Linked DNA regions of Mus musculus: region 2 is linked to region 1. Evidence: chromatin contacts called from ENCODE POLR2A ChIA-PET data. All regions are on one chromosome and are shown on one strand. Each heading gives the region's core, a stretch centred on a gene start or an enhancer-like site at or near the end of the contact. The rest is flanking DNA. Distances are from core to core; before and after follow the strand shown. Region 1 holds the start of Shmt2 (serine hydroxymethyltransferase 2 (mitochondrial)). Region 2 overlaps Lrp1 (low density lipoprotein receptor-related protein 1).

Region 1 (2,861 bases), core at 53-2,552:
TCTGTCTCCCTCCTTCCCTCCATCCATCCCTCCCCCCTCCCTTCCCCCCTTCCCCCCCTCCCTCCCTCCCTCCCTCCCTCCCTCCCTCCCTCCCTCCCTCTTATCTGGGTATAAGAGAACAAAGTGAAGTGTTTCGTGTTGTCTGGGTCACTATTAGTGAGCCCCTTGTGTCTCCAGGGCTAAGGCATGGCTAAATGTCTACTGAATGAGTAAAGGTATAAAATGGCTATCAGAGGCCAATGGTTCTCAAAACCACTGCTTCCTGGAATCCCCAAGAGGTTTGGTTGTGTGTCTCTGAGCAGAGGCCTTAAGAAGATGTCCTCAAGCGGTGGTGGCGCACGCCTTTAATCCCAGCACTCAGGAGGCAGAGGCCAGCAGATTTCTGAGTCCGAGGCCAGCCTAGTCTACAGAGTGAGTTCCAGGATAGCCAGGGCTACACAGAGAAACCCTGTCTCAAAAAACAAAAACAAAAAACAAAAACAAAAACAAAAAAACAAAACACAAAACAAAACAACCCCCCCCCCAAAAAAAACAAAAACAAAAAAAGAAGTGGGCGACTGCTGGGGAGTAAGGGAGATGTAAATAAGAAACGAATGCAAACCGTGTGAGAAGAGGAGGGATGGCTACTCTGCTCTCACCTGACAGCTGGATAGACACAGAGGAGGCAGGCTGTGAGTCAGGGGAAGAGGACAACCCACCGGAGCCAGCGTCCGAATGCGAAGTTTCATTTAATCCCTTCTACAAGCTCTTTGTGTTGGAGTGGGCAAAGTGTGACAGGCTCATCTGAGGTCCACTGTCCTCTAACTTCACATGTAGCTGAGGCTACTAGCCTTGACCTTTCAATCTCTCTGTCTCCACTTCCCTAGTACTGGAATGACAATGTCATGGTTTAACATTGGAAGAAACGGAGGACTTTGTGTTGTAATCCTAAAGCAAGGATTTGAGTCTTTTACCCTTTCAAACTATATCTGCTTTCACTGTGTGTATTTATCTTCTAAATATGTTTTAAATCTCCCTGAGAACCATATGCTAGATATGCTTGGTAGGCATAAACCACACGAAAATAAACAAACAAACAAACAAACCAAAAAGCGCTTGCCTGGAAAACCGGAAGGAAAAACAAAACAGAAACTCTGAAGAGCTTCAAGAAAGGACATGGAGGAGCTTTAAGTCTAAGAACTTTTCAGGCAAAGCTCTCCATACCGGGACTTGTATAGATGGGAAAGAGCAAAGTAAAAAACTACAATTCCCAGAAGGCAATTTTTTAAAAAAACCCAGTACTGCGCATGCGCAGGGAACGCCTCTTTCACTCGAACTTCACGGGGGCAATTTTCTCGCGCACGCGTTCTAAGAGCAGCTGGTTTTCGACCCCGGTACTACACCGATACAGAGTTAGTGGCTAGTCCTCCTGTGCCTCCTGTAGCGATGGTATCCTTCTCTTTGCTTCGGACCACTCGGGTAAGAACAGGGTTCTGTTTACTGGATGATCAGTGGAAAGGCCCACCCAAAGTGGGGTTCTCCTGGCTCCTTGCTGCACGTGTTCTGGGGCCTCGGGGAACAGATGCTTAACCAGGAAATCCCTGAGACAGCACATGTGCGGTGGCTGGGCCCCTAGTTCTGGCGATCAGACGACCTAGGTAGGGTCTTGTAGTCACCCAGTTGACACGACTCTTAAGGTAAAGGTCCGCAGACGCTGTGTTAACAATATCCTAGCAAACAAGTGGGGTTCCCGGCTTCGATGCGCTAGTTGAATTTTTCCCGCCAGCTCTGAGCTATGGAGATGATGCAACCGAGCCTCAGTACTTTCATCACGCAAGGGTCCTGCTGCTGTGTGGGCAGGAAGGAGGTAGCGAGGTGCTGTGTGTGTGTGTCTGTGAGTGTGAGATAAAATTAAGATTTTGGGCAAACACCTTCAGCCTACCCCAACTCCCGCCAGTACACAACTCTTTCCAAGAACTGCTTAAAAGTCTATCCTCCTACTTTTTAAAGGTTGCTCTGGAAACCACCCTTTAAAAGCCTCTGGTGTTAAGCCCTGTTAGCTTGGTATCTTCTCTCATGGAGGTATTCATGTCCGGAGGCCCTGCAGGAAGTCCACCTCTTATGTTTATGAATATTTTAACTGCACTGTGTGTGCACTGCGTGCATGCCTGGGTACCCACAGAGGTCAGAGGAGGGCATCAGATCTCTTGGAACTGGAGTTACAGATGGTTGTTAGCTGTTTTGTGGGTGCTGGAAGATGAACCGCTGTCCCCCACAAGAGCAGCCAGGACCTTAGGATGGTCATTTTGTTCCTGTGTGTGGGGAGACTCTGGAATCGCAGTGTCTCTCACCTGAATTGGAGGGACATGGGCTTCTGGGGCACAAGCTTTGCTCTGTGACTTTGCAGAGTCACTCAGGGTGATTAGGGATGCGTTGTGTTAGAGTTGACCAAAACTGCCCTTTGGATAATGATCTGAACCTTTGACTCTAGAACTTGCTATTCAAGATGAAAGTGGGGGTAGAGAGCACTGACTGCTGGCCGGACCAGGCTGCGTACTTAGCCAGAGGGCTCGATCTGTACCCATGACTGAGGGCAGCTGGGAGAAGAGATCTGGACAATTTTTAATTAACCCTGGCCTTTCTGCCCTGAGCCTCTGCAGAGATGTGGTCAGCTGGTCTGCATGGCTGCCCGGGCCCAGCACAGCAAGGTGGCCCAGACGCAGGCTGGGGAAGCAGCTGGAGGTTGGACGGGCCAGGAGAGTTTATCAGACAGTGACCCTGAGATGTGGGAGCTTCTGCAGAGGGAGAAGGACAGACAGTGTCGCGGCCTGGAGCTCATCGCCTCAGAGGTAGGACGTGAGGATATGGGTCAAAGAGCGCGA
Region 2 (3,079 bases), core at 455-2,954, 42 kb before region 1:
TGATTTCATTCCACACCAAGATATGCAAGCACAGGCAGCAGACACGGGCCCAGGTGCAACTCTCCCTGAGTGGGAGTCAGCAGATCCAGCGAGCTTCTTACCCTGAACTCAGGAGTCAGGGTCTCAGGGGTGTGCACATGAAAGCTGAGCCTGGCAGCCAGTGGCCCTGCCAGAGCTGTGAAAGCCACAGAGCTGTCACCAGAAAGAGTCTCAGCACTCAGCACTGCCTTTTACCACTTCAGGTTTTCCCTTTGCTGCTGCTGTTGCTGCTGCCGCTGCTGCCGCTTCCTCCTCCTCCTCCTCCTCCTCCTCCTCCCTCCTTCCTTCCTCCTCCTCTTCCTCCTTCTCCTCCTCCTCCTCCACCTCCTCCCTCCTTCCTTCTTCCTCCTCCTCCCTCCTTCCTTCCTCCTCCTCTTCTTCTTCTCCTCTTTCTTCTCCTTCTCCTCCTTGTTCTTCTTCTCCTCCTCCTCCTTTCTCCCTCTTGTTTTTCTTCTCCTCTTCCTCCTTCTCCTCCTCCTCCTCCACCTCCTCCCTCCTTCCTTCTTCCTCCTCCTCCCTCCTTCCTTCCTCCTCCTCTTCTTCTTCTCCTCTTTCTTCTCCTTCTCCTCCTTGTTCTTCTTCTCCTCCTCCTCCTTTCTCCCTCTTGTTTTTCTTCTCCTCCTCCTCATCTTCCTCTTCCTCCTCCTCCTCCTCCTCTCTCCAGCCCCACTTCTTCCCGGAGCGGAAGGCTTAAGATTTATTTATTTTATGTATATGAGTACAATGTCACTCTCTTCAGACACACCAAAAGAGGGCATCAGGTCTCATTCTGGATGGCTATGAGCCACCATGTGATTTCTGGGGATTGAACTCAGGACCTCTGGATGAGCAGTCAGTGCTCTTAACCGCTGAGCCATCTCATCCCCACCCCCTTCTTCTTTACTTCTTTACTTCTTTTTTTTTTTTTAAGATTTATTTATTTATTATACATAAGTACACTGTAGCTGTCTTCAGACACTCCAGAAGAGGGTGTCAGATCTCATTACGGATGGTTGTGAGCCACCATGTAGTTGCTGGGAATTGAACTCAGGACCTTCAGAATAGCAGTCAGTTATCTTAACCTCTGAGCCATCTCTCCAGCCCCACTCCTTTACTTTTTTAAGAAACATTTTGTAGCCACACATAACCTTGATTTGAACTTCTGATCCTCCTGCCTGCACAGCACTGGGGTCATCTGGGATTATAGGTGTGCGCCACTACCATACCCTTTTTTTTTATGTTGTGGTAGGACTTGAACCCAGAGCTTTGTGCATGCTAGGTAGGTGAGCACTGTGTTACCCAAGGTCTATTCCCATTCCTCCTTTGTTCCTCTCTTCATCCAGGAGGTCCATTCAGACCAGCCAGGTGCTGACTAGGTACTGCATAGAAAAGAATAGACCTGTCCCTCTGTCCTTCTGTCTCCTGGCACACTTTCTCTACGACATCCTGTCTGTGTCTAAAAATGGAGCGTCTGAGGGCTGGTGGAGCTCGTGCTCAGCATGTGCAGGACGTTGGGCCCAGCCCCAGCACCTAAACTGGATACTCTCAATCTCAGCTCCATCAGGAGAGACTGGGAGCCAGCCCCTCCTATCACGCTCTCTGTTGTCCGTCCTACAGTGTGCTCCGCCTCTGGCAGTCACATAGACACGCCCCAGGGAGCCCCGGAGCCTCCGCTGGCTGCTGCTCACAGCACTGTTCAGCTCTGTCTTTTTAGTTACATCTGCTTTATAAAACATTCCAGCTCAGCCCAGCGTGATGGCGCACGCCTTCAATCCCAGCACTTGGGAGGCAGAGGCAGGTGTATTTCTAAGTTTGAGGCCAGCCTGGTCTACAGAGTGAGTTCAGGACAGCCAGGGCCACACAGAGAAACCCTGTCTCGACCACCCCATGCTCCCCCTCCCCCCAAAAAATTCCAGTTCAAGGCCTCTGCAAGCAGGAAGCTTTCCAGTCTGGCCCCAGAGGAATAGTAGAATTCAGTTAGCCGGAATCTCCCCCATACATGAATAAACAGAACTCCACTTCTGAAGAGTGTGACCACACATAGGCCGGGAGTGGGGGGTGGGCAAGAGAAGAGGAAGGAAGGTGCCACGGATCATGACGCAGGTGGTGTGACGTGGCTCTGTGAGGGGCCCTGGGGCCCTGGCAAGTCTGACCAAAGAGCCCTCGGAGGAACTCCCGGTTCCCACAATTCCAGGGGAGCCAGTCATGCCCTTAGCACCTACCAGGCTGCCCCTCTGCTTCTGCTGGTTGGCCCTTCTCAACCCACAGCTGTTCCTGTCTCTTCACAGATGTGGGCTCTGTGGAAGGCCTGGCCTATCACCGTGGCTGGGACACACTGTACTGGACAAGCTACACCACATCCACCATCACCCGCCACACCGTGGACCAGACTCGCCCAGGGGCCTTCGAGAGGGAGACAGTCATCACCATGTCCGGAGACGACCACCCGAGAGCCTTTGTGCTGGATGAGTGCCAGAAGTGAGCTGCTGGGCCTGGGGGGTGGGAGCTATGTCATACGGGAACAGAAAGGGGACAGGCAGGGCCCACCATTTCTGGCCTCAGTGAGATGCATCACCTCTCAGGGCGCTGCTTAATACAAGTGTCAGAAATGAAGGGAGGTTGAGGGCCGTGGGAGATGCCTCTGGCTTTGTGACTGGCATTCATCACACAGTACCGTGGGACTCAAAGCTTCAGCGAAGGCTCACTGACCTTGAGGATATGGGCTGGGCCTGTTCAAACCCCTTGCTGAGCAGAGGTCTTATTACAGTGACCAAGAGGCATTGTGAAGGCAGTTGTGAGCACAAGGCCCCAAAGTGAGAAAAGCAAGAAAAGGTCAAACAGGACAGCAACGGGACTGCCCACCATTTGGGCAAGGCTAGCCTGAGCAGGCAGGGAGTCTGGTCTACCTGTCCTGCCTACCCTGTCTTTCTTCATTTTGATGTGCAGGTTACTAGTGAGTCACACCCTCTGCATAGCAGTCCTGGCTCACGTCTGAGCGACCTGCCCTCCCCAGTTCAGCTGGAATCAGAATGCTTTCTATCAGCCTCACTAGGAAACTAAA

The links. ChIA-PET counts read pairs that join two places held with the same protein, here RNA polymerase II (POLR2A).
Region 2: POLR2A ChIA-PET joins it to region 1 with 13 read pairs in embryonic stem cell. The contact joins the enhancer-like site here to the promoter of Shmt2 in region 1. POLR2A ChIA-PET finds 5 or more read pairs at or near these places in 4 of 5 experiments (Patski and embryonic stem cell).

What each region holds. Positions count from the first base shown.
Region 1 is chr10:127,520,885-127,523,745 of GRCm38, reverse strand. It overlaps Shmt2 (serine hydroxymethyltransferase 2 (mitochondrial)), which reads left to right and starts at 1,302. Exons shown (of 12, transcript NM_028230.4): 1 at 1,302-1,458; 2 at 2,631-2,828. The coding sequence starts at 1,426.
Region 2 is chr10:127,563,021-127,566,099 of GRCm38, reverse strand. Lrp1 (low density lipoprotein receptor-related protein 1) reads left to right here. Exons shown (of 89, transcript NM_008512.2): 42 at 2,307-2,496. Among named protein-coding and RNA genes, the nearest start is that of Nxph4, 30 kb to the right of the region's middle. Within about 2 kb of position 1,704, at least 2 of the 3 ENCODE cell types and tissues checked have a DNase peak (open chromatin) inside an H3K27ac peak, as active enhancers do.